2 separate regions of the Homo sapiens genome follow, and region 1 is linked to region 2. Evidence: chromatin contacts called from ENCODE Hi-C data. All regions are on one chromosome and are shown on one strand. Each heading gives the region's core, a stretch centred on a gene start or an enhancer-like site at or near the end of the contact. The rest is flanking DNA. Distances are from core to core; before and after follow the strand shown.

Region 1 (4,424 bases), core at 1,555-4,054, 460 kb after region 2:
TCTGACATGCTATTTCAGAATTTGAAAGTGTTCTTATGTTCTTGAATTGTATACTCCACTTAATCTAAATCACTAAATCAGACCATGTCATTTCCTTGATTAAAATTAAGGTCTCTCCATTACATGCTAAAGTTCAAAGTCCTCTCTGTGACATATGAGGGCATTCATGACCTACTTCTCTAGCCTTACATCCCTCTACTTTCTAATCCTGTAATTCCAAGACCAATTCCCTGCACCTCATTGTTCAATGCCTTTCTTCCTTTGCTTATGCTGTTTGTCTCCCCAGGATTAATTCCTCACCCTACACAGCCCTATCCGTTCATCAGGACTCAGCTCTGGTACCATCTTCTCTGTGAGGACTTACTGAATGCCACATACTCCTCTCCCTCCCAGAAAAGCAGTAAGTGTTTCCCTGCTCCTTCTCTGTGTCCTCATAGCATCTTATGTCTACTACTCTATCATAATTGACACTACTGAAATAATCTCTTAAGGTTAAAAATAATTATTAGAGTTAATATTTACTGAGCCCTTACTATATATCTGGCACTATTTGAAGCATCTTCCATTTATTAAGTTTCCTTGTTCCTTTATAACAGTTCTATAAGGCAGATTCTATTGTTATTCTTATTTAACAGATGAAGACATGGAGCCACTAAGGGTTAACCTGCCCACAGTAACAAAACTGGTTAAGTGGCAGGGAGAGAATTCTAACCCAGGCAATCGACCTCCGGGGCCTGCACTATTACCACATCAAAAGTCCTCAGGTAAAGTCTGTTTTCCCTACTGAATATATACGTTTTACAAGAAAAAGACTGCCTCATTTATCTCTGTAGTCCCAGTCCCCAGCACATGGAATAAGCTCAGTAAGTATTTATTGAACTGGTTTGACTCACTTAACAAATATTTACTTTAGAGTTTACAAATAAGTTATTCAAGTATTTAAATACAAATTTATTCTAAAATGGAGATGGAGAATTTAAATTTACCTTTACATAATATACAAAAAATACAAAGTTACAAAGTGTTAAAGACATTTTTCACCAAATCTCATAAAACTAATTCATTGTAATTGTGGACCTGACTACACATAAACTTGTAATTAAGTATTTTGAAACATACCTTGTTTCTGGGTTGTACCTTGTGGAAAAGCAAATATAGTAAATAGAAGTTGCCAACACTGAAGAGAAGATTAACAAATCTGAGCATCCCAATGGAGCAGACAACATGTTCAGACCATGCAAAGATCCAAATGGCAGGTTTGACCACTCCAACTGACACCAGGTACAAGCCAGGTAATGTAGTAATCATGGGATCCCACTTTAAAATGAAAGAAAATGAAGTAAAAGCAAGAGGTAATACGAACAAGACAGACACAAATATGTCAAGCCCAAGTCTCATCTCCAGCAACAATCAGAAATTTTGAGAAGTTAGTCTATGACAAGATTAAGTAAGTCCTTGGCAGAACAGGATTAGTTTTTCTTATTTTTTGCCCCCGGACCAGCTTAGTGATGGTTCAGGTAGCAGCAACCAATAAACAACAACTTAAAATCTATTTCTATTTTCCAAGAAATGTTCTTTAAAAGCCTTTATTTTGATAAATAAACTGCAAATGCTCCAGTTTTTAAAAGCATGGAAACATTGTTTGGGACTCTAAGTTTAGGAAAACATTTGGACCACAGGCTCCATGATGACAGCTGACATAAACTGAGACAGAAATTGTGCCAAACCCTCTGTATTGTAACATTACAATATGCCCTATAGTAAAGATTATTGTCATTTTGCAGATGAGTAACCTGAATTTCTGAAACTCAGAACATCTCCAAGATCACAAAACTAGTAAATCACAGCACCAAGATTTAAGATCAGATCTTTCTCTAAAACAGACTTTATATTTCTAGCCAGTACCCTATATTGTGTCACCAGAAAAGCAGGGGATGTTTATTTTGATATTTATATGTACATACTTGCACAGTCAAATATATATTCAAAAATGATGTGACTTGACTGGTTGCCAGTTTATCCAGTCAACAGATAGTTCACTAAAAATACCCAGGGAAGGAATTTGTGATTATAAATTGTCACTTTTTGGTAGCCGAAGATCCCTCCAGTCCACCCTATCCCACCCCTAAAATGCACAGTGAGGTGCTTAACAGGTGAGCTAAAGGGAAGTTTTCTGATATTTCCAAGGAGCACCCGAATGCCTTTAATCCTGAGACAAGGAAAAACAAAGTGGGATCGATATTGTCAGCTGCCAAGAGGAGCGCTCAGTTCCCCACTAAGTATTCTCCCAGATCACTCCTCCCTGGGGATCAGATCTGCTGTTTATTCATTCATTTAATAAATATTTCACAGATCTCAGAGACAGGAACAAAAGACTATACCCAGTTTCTTTCATGTTCTGAGGCTGGGGTGGGGTGGAAAGGGACGAGTTAAGTCTAAAGATGGGAGAAGGAGCTGGGGACGCTGGGACCTTTCAGGCCTCTCCTGGGGTGGGGACAGGTTGGGCACCCCACCTGGGAAAGGGAGAAATGGCCCTCACAGTAGCGCTGCGCCTGAGGCAGGTGGAAGATCTCGTCCATGTAGGGCTCTCGCAGCGCCCGGCTGAAGGCGGAGAAGAGGAGGCAGGACACTAAAAAGGTACAGCTCAAGGCGGCCGAGAAACAGTAACCCTCTAGCTGCGCCATTCCTGCTCCCACAGCCACTGCCCAAGAACCCACTCCTGGAAAATTCTGAGCCCGGAAACCCGAGCTGGAAACTTGGGCTCGAAATGGGCGCGCTAGACAGGACTAGCCAGACGGGGCCACATACCGGAAGGCAAAGGATGCTGGGAGAGCGCGGATCCGGAAAACAGCGGGTCGCTGTTTCCTGGAGTGACGGGTTTAGATAACGGACCGGATGATTACCCTCTCCATCACATTACTCGGGGCGCACAGTGTCAAAACTTCCGGAAAGGGCGGGTCTCGGATTTCGCGAGCGCGGGAGGGGCGTGGCTTGCTGCTTTGGAAAAAAAAAAAAGCCGCTTCTTAGCTTGGATCTTTTTTCCTGCTCATTTCCATCACTTACCAGAAGGTGGCGACGTTTCCCCACGTTTCCAATTCCAAGCCCTAAAATTAACACATTTTTTTCCCCCGTTATTTCTTTTCTTTCTCTCCAGTGATCCGAATTAATTAAACCCTCAATTCCAAGACATTTCATTCCATCAACCTTGGAGTGTAGGAAGGGGGCGTTGGTTGTGATAGCAAAGACTGAGACTTTCAGATGAAAACTTGAAGAACCAGAGACCCGTCAATGCCGAATGAACTTCAGTGAGAGGAGTGTTTGTTCGTTTGTTTGTTTGTTTAGGTTAAGAGAGAACTCTTTCAAAATGTGGATGCTCTCAGAGGATTTAGTAAAATTGACACTCCTAGTGCACTCTCATAGCCATATTACCCTGTAGGATTTGGAAGAAAATATATATTTTAGAATTTGGGATGTTTTAGGTGTGCCTGTAAATTAGGTTGTTAATATTTATAAGGCAGCCTTCTGTTTTTCCTACTAAATCATAAGCGTGAACATCTTAGTGGGTGGCATTATACATCCTTTATGTTTGTAGTCCCCCAAATGGCTTTCACACAGTAGGCACTTAAATTTGTGGACTTTTATAGGCTGTGTAGACATCATCAAATTCCTGTATTCTGGGATTAGGTGTTGGGGGCAGGAGATGTGGTAAATAATTTGAAGAATGCCGAAGATAAATTATGTGTTGGAATTTTGTCTTGAGCATGGTTGGCCATGTTTTGTAGAAAAACTTTCTCTCAGGTAACCTCAGTCAGGTTGCCTTTGGCAGGCATATATCAGATTGAGTCGGGATTTAAGGTTGCAAACCTCAGAGTTCTCAATTGAGCTCTTTTTCTGGGTTAAAAATAATTCAGTATTTCTGAACTTAAGAAAGTTTCTTAAATCAAGCTGACTGCCTTTCCAGTCTGTCTCTGCCTGTTTCCTCAATGATAAGAGGAGGTAGTGGTGAATGAGGGCTGGGACGGGAATATTTACATTACTGGAATAAAATCATGTCAGGATTCTACTCTGATGTGATGCTTAGCTTTGCTTTAACCATCATCTCCCATTTTATTATTGATTCCATGCTGTACTTATCTGTTTAAGTCACTTGTAACACATCTCCAGATGATTCAGTCTTCAAGAGGTTGATGTGATCTACGAGTAATTAGCCCCTGACCTATTGACCTGCTAAATCGTGTTATATATACTCTGCAGCTTACTGACCCACCCTAGAAATAGTGGGCCGTTTTTAAAGGGAGTAGAACAAGACTAGACATTTATGCTCTCCATTTTTCTTCATAACAATTGCCACCAATAGTTTATGTTAAACATTTGACTCCTATACATGCTGCACACATCGCTTTACATAAAATGGAAAGTTTCAA
Region 2 (4,366 bases), core at 1,856-4,355:
CCAAGGTGGGAGGATCACTTGAGCCCAGGAATTCAAGGCTGCCGTGAGCTATTGTGCCACTGCACTCCAGCCTGGGCAACAGAGCAAGACCTTGTCTCAAATATATGTATATATTATATCTCTCAAATATAGATAGATGATCAATAGATAGATAGATAGATAGTTGAGATAATATGCTCAGGGAATCATATGATATTGTCAGCAAATGATAGAAACTGGGTATTACAGCTGATTACATACCTTTGGGATTCTGGGGGCAGGAGTAGAACAGTGAGATAACAATAGGAACTATAATAACAGATGAGTGGAAATAGTTAAACACTAATATTATAATTTAAGTCATTTAAAAAACATGTAAATTGAAGCCTTTCTGTTGTTGTGCTCATTGTCTTTGTCCCCCTGGGCATGTCACGGTCATATCAGTCTCACTTTTCTCATCTAAAAAATACCCCAACATGCCCACATATAATGCTGTTAAAGACTATCAGACTCAAGTTTTGGTTTTGCTACTAATTTGTACTTTGTCTAATCAAGACACTTGACTACTTACTCTGTGTTTTACTTTTCGTATTTGAAGGGCAATAAACCAAAAAATGTGAACTAATCACTAGACTATTTAAAAAAAAAATCTTCCAGTCCTGGCAATTAACTACCATAACATTAAGTTTGATACTATAATGTACATAAAAGTAGTTTGCATATACTACCCAGTGCCTTAGAAAATATAGCATAATTATTTAAATGCAGCGATATTACCTATCCTATTTTTTTAGTTAAAATGATACAATGATTTTTTAAATTATATTATCATCTAATCATCATTTATACTTGTCTCAATTTGTAAATGTTTCAAATAATATATGTTTTGTATGATAAAGGAGGAAAGAAAAAAGGAAGTTCACAGTCAATAAGATACATGTTCTTTTTGGTGATATTAACATGCTATTTTGTCAAAATCTTGAGTTTATTGAGCAGATTTTATGTAAATGTGTCATGAATACAGTACTATCTGTTCTATTTCAAAGTAGAGCCAAGATACCAAGACACAGGTTGAGTATGGACAGGCTGCATCCTAAATATCTTCCACTTTCAGTTCTACTCTCTTGTTGGAAGAGCCGGGAAAATTCTTTTACCAGGCCTTAGTAAATGAAAGGGAATGTGTCATTTAGTGGTCTAGGTATTTTTATCCCTCTTTTTACAATTAATTCAATAACATCTGGAATTATCTTTCAATGAGTCAATACATATTTCTCATACTTAGAAATTATAGTTTAATATTTTTATCAATATTGTTTAAAATCTTGGTGTAACTTCATCTTATGTTTTCTATGTCCTGATTCCTGGCTATAGCCTTATTGATCATCAGCATCATTATTAATACTAATAAACTTGAAATAGTATTTCATTACTACATTAGTATAGTAGAATGCACAAGTGTACTCAAAGAAATGTTCATAGTTACTTCAGAAGAATCAATGCTTTTTAAATTTATACTTTAGGGAACATTAAAAGTATTGGGCATTATTATTTATAATGTTGAATGCAATCATTTTAATTCACCTACAACATCATAAAAATCTACATTTTTCTTTAAAACGAGTTGTCAGTTATTAACTTGTACAATGAACATAAGCTTTAGAGTCAGCTCACCTACATTTTAGTCTTACCTTTTTCACTATTTAGCCGAGTGAGGTTATATTGTTGAAGCTTTAAGTTATGCATTTGTAAAATGACAATTTTTTTAAACCAGTTTATTAGGTATAATTGGCATACAAATAACTGGACATATTTAATGTATACATCATGATGAGTCTGGAGACAGGTATATACCCATGAAACCATCACCACAATCAATGTCATATATTAGTCACTTACAATGGTTCCCCCTACCCTGCTTATTTATTATTAATATTTTTGTGATAATAAACAGCATAAGATTTACCCTTTCAGCAGATTTTTAAATATACAGTGCAGTATTGTTAACCATAGGTACTATACTGTATATAGTAGATCTCTATGACTTATTCATCTTACATAACTGAAATTTTGTGCTCCTTGATAATACCTTCCAGTTTCTTCTTCCCCTCAATCCCGGGAAACCATCATTCTACTCCCTGCTTCTATAATTTTGACTATTTTAGAATCCTCATGTAAGTTACAATATGTAGTATTTATCTTTTTATGGCTGTCTTATTTCACTTATATAGTGTCTTCCAGGCTCATCTATCTTGTTGCAAATGGATGGATGTTCTTCCTTTTTAAGGCTGAATAATATTCCATTGTTTTACATATATATGTGTGTGTGTGTGTGTATAAATTTTATATATATATAAAACATTTTCTGTATCTATTCATCTGTTGATGGACACTTCATTTGCTTCAATATCTTGACTTATTTGTGTATAATGCTAGAATAAACATGGGAGTTCAGATATCTCTTCAAGATACTGATTTCAGTCTCTTTCTTTGGATATATACCCAGAAGTGGGATTGCTGGATCATACAGTAGTGCTGCTTTTAATTTTTGAGGAACCTCCTACTATTTTCCACAGTGGCTGCACTAATTTGCATTCCTAGCAACAGTGTACAAGGGTTTCCTTTTCTCTACATCCTCACTGACACTGCTTCCTTTTGCGTTTGTTTTTTGATAGTAGGCATTCTAACAGGCGTGAGCTAATCTTTTGTATGGATTTGCATTTCTCTGATGATTGGTGATGTTGAGCACCTTTCATATGTGTGTTGGTCATTTGTATGTCCTTAGAGATATGCTTATTCAGGTTCTTAGCCCATTTTTAAATTGGGTTGATTTTCTATTTTTTATTTTTATTTATTTTTAGTTTTTGCAGTATTTTTGAAGATTTGTAGGAGTTCCTTATATATTTTGGAAATTAACCTTTATAGTATACAGTATCTTAGTCCATTTTGTGTTGCAATAAAAGAATATCTGAGAGTAGGTAACTTATTTTTAAAAAGAAGTTTATTTAGCTCACTCTTCTACCAGCTGAGAAGCTCAAGAGCATGGTACTGGCTTGTGGTAAGGGCTTTCATACTGTTTCACATTGTGGCAGAGAAAGTGAAAGTGGAAGCAGACATTTGTGAACATAGGGACACCTGAGGGGCACCCTAGCTTTATAAAAACCCACTCTTAATAGAATGAACTCATTCTGAGAGAATTAATCCAGTCTCATTCAAGACTGTGAAAGCAGCACCTACCTATTTATGAGGGATTCACACCCATAACCCAAACACCTTCCATGGGGCCCCACCTCCCAGCACTGTCACACTGGTGATCAAATTTCGATATGAGCTTTGGTAGGGACAAACAAGTCATAGCAACCACAGCATATTTTCTCCCATTCTGTAGGTTGCCTTTTCATTCTGTTGATTGTTTCCTTTGCTGAGCAGAAGCTTTGTAGTTTGATGCAGTCCCACGTGTATTTTTGCTTTTGTGGCCTATGCTTTTGTATCATATCCAAGAAATAATATCCAAGGCCAATATCACAAGGCTCTATGTTTTCTTCTAAAAATGGGAATATTATTAATTCTTCCTTTAGATGGATACTCTATAGGAAAGAAATGGTAGCATTTAAGGGATGTATAGGTCATAAATTTATACAAATATTTATTTGTAGTGTAATAATCCTAATTATCTCAACTTATTTTGATACAGTTTTATTCAAATGCAAATTTTATATTTAATTAAATGCCACAGTAAAAACTAATGTAGTTTAGAAATTATGTTGGGAGTGTATCTTCAATCAGTATTTTTTTTTTAAATACGGGGTCTCACTCTATTGCCCAGGCTGAAGTGCAGTGGCACAATTTTGGCTAACTGCAGGCTTTGAGCTCCTGGGCTCAAGTGATTCTCCCACCTCAGTCTCCCTCCTAGCTGGGAACATAGGCAGGCACCGCCACACCTGGCTAATTTTTTTTTTTTTTTTTGATAGAGATGTGGTCTCACTGTGTTGTCCAGGCTGGTCTTGAACTCCCAGACTCAAGTGATCCAAGCCCCCCTTGCCCTCCCAAAGCGCTGGGGTTACAGTCATGAGCCGCTATGCCTGGCCTTTTATGTAGTATTTTAAAAGTAGCTTGAAATTTTTCATAAAGTATATTTTTTGTTTTTATTTATTGATTGATTGAACAGTGTTTACAAAATGTTATTATGTCCTTGGAATGAATGCTTAGAATAGAATGGCAAGAAAAAAACAGTACAAAACACAACACCACAACCCCCAAACCTGGTCCTTGTTTTTAATGAACACATAGTTTGTGGGAAAGAGAGACATTAGTCGGCTGACTATGCAGGTAATATATGTCATGATATGTGACAAGTGATTCAAATATATTATGAGAGTACAGCAGGGAT

The links. Hi-C counts contacts between places; a loop is a spot of excess contacts on that map. Pooled maps may share reads with other maps.
Region 1: a pooled map shows a loop between it and region 2 (16-fold over the local background). The contact joins the promoter of ALG10B here to the enhancer-like site in region 2. A Hi-C loop is called at or near these places in 1 of 168 maps with a recorded cell type or tissue (mammary epithelial cell), 2 of 37 single-sample maps with no recorded cell type and 9 of 50 pooled maps.

The regions. Positions count from the first base shown.
Region 1 is chr12:38,315,154-38,319,577 of GRCh38, reverse strand. ALG10B (ALG10 alpha-1,2-glucosyltransferase B) reads right to left here and starts at 2,804. Exons shown (of 3, transcript NM_001013620.4): 1 at 2,514-2,804; 2 at 1,120-1,317. The coding sequence starts at 2,684. RefSeq lists an enhancer at 2,534-3,733.
Region 2 is chr12:38,770,875-38,775,240 of GRCh38, reverse strand. All of the region lies in intron 7 of CPNE8 (copine 8), which reads left to right. Among named protein-coding and RNA genes, the nearest start is that of CPNE8, 130 kb to the left of the region's middle. Within about 2 kb of position 3,105, at least 4 of the 41 ENCODE cell types and tissues checked have a DNase peak (open chromatin) inside an H3K27ac peak, as active enhancers do.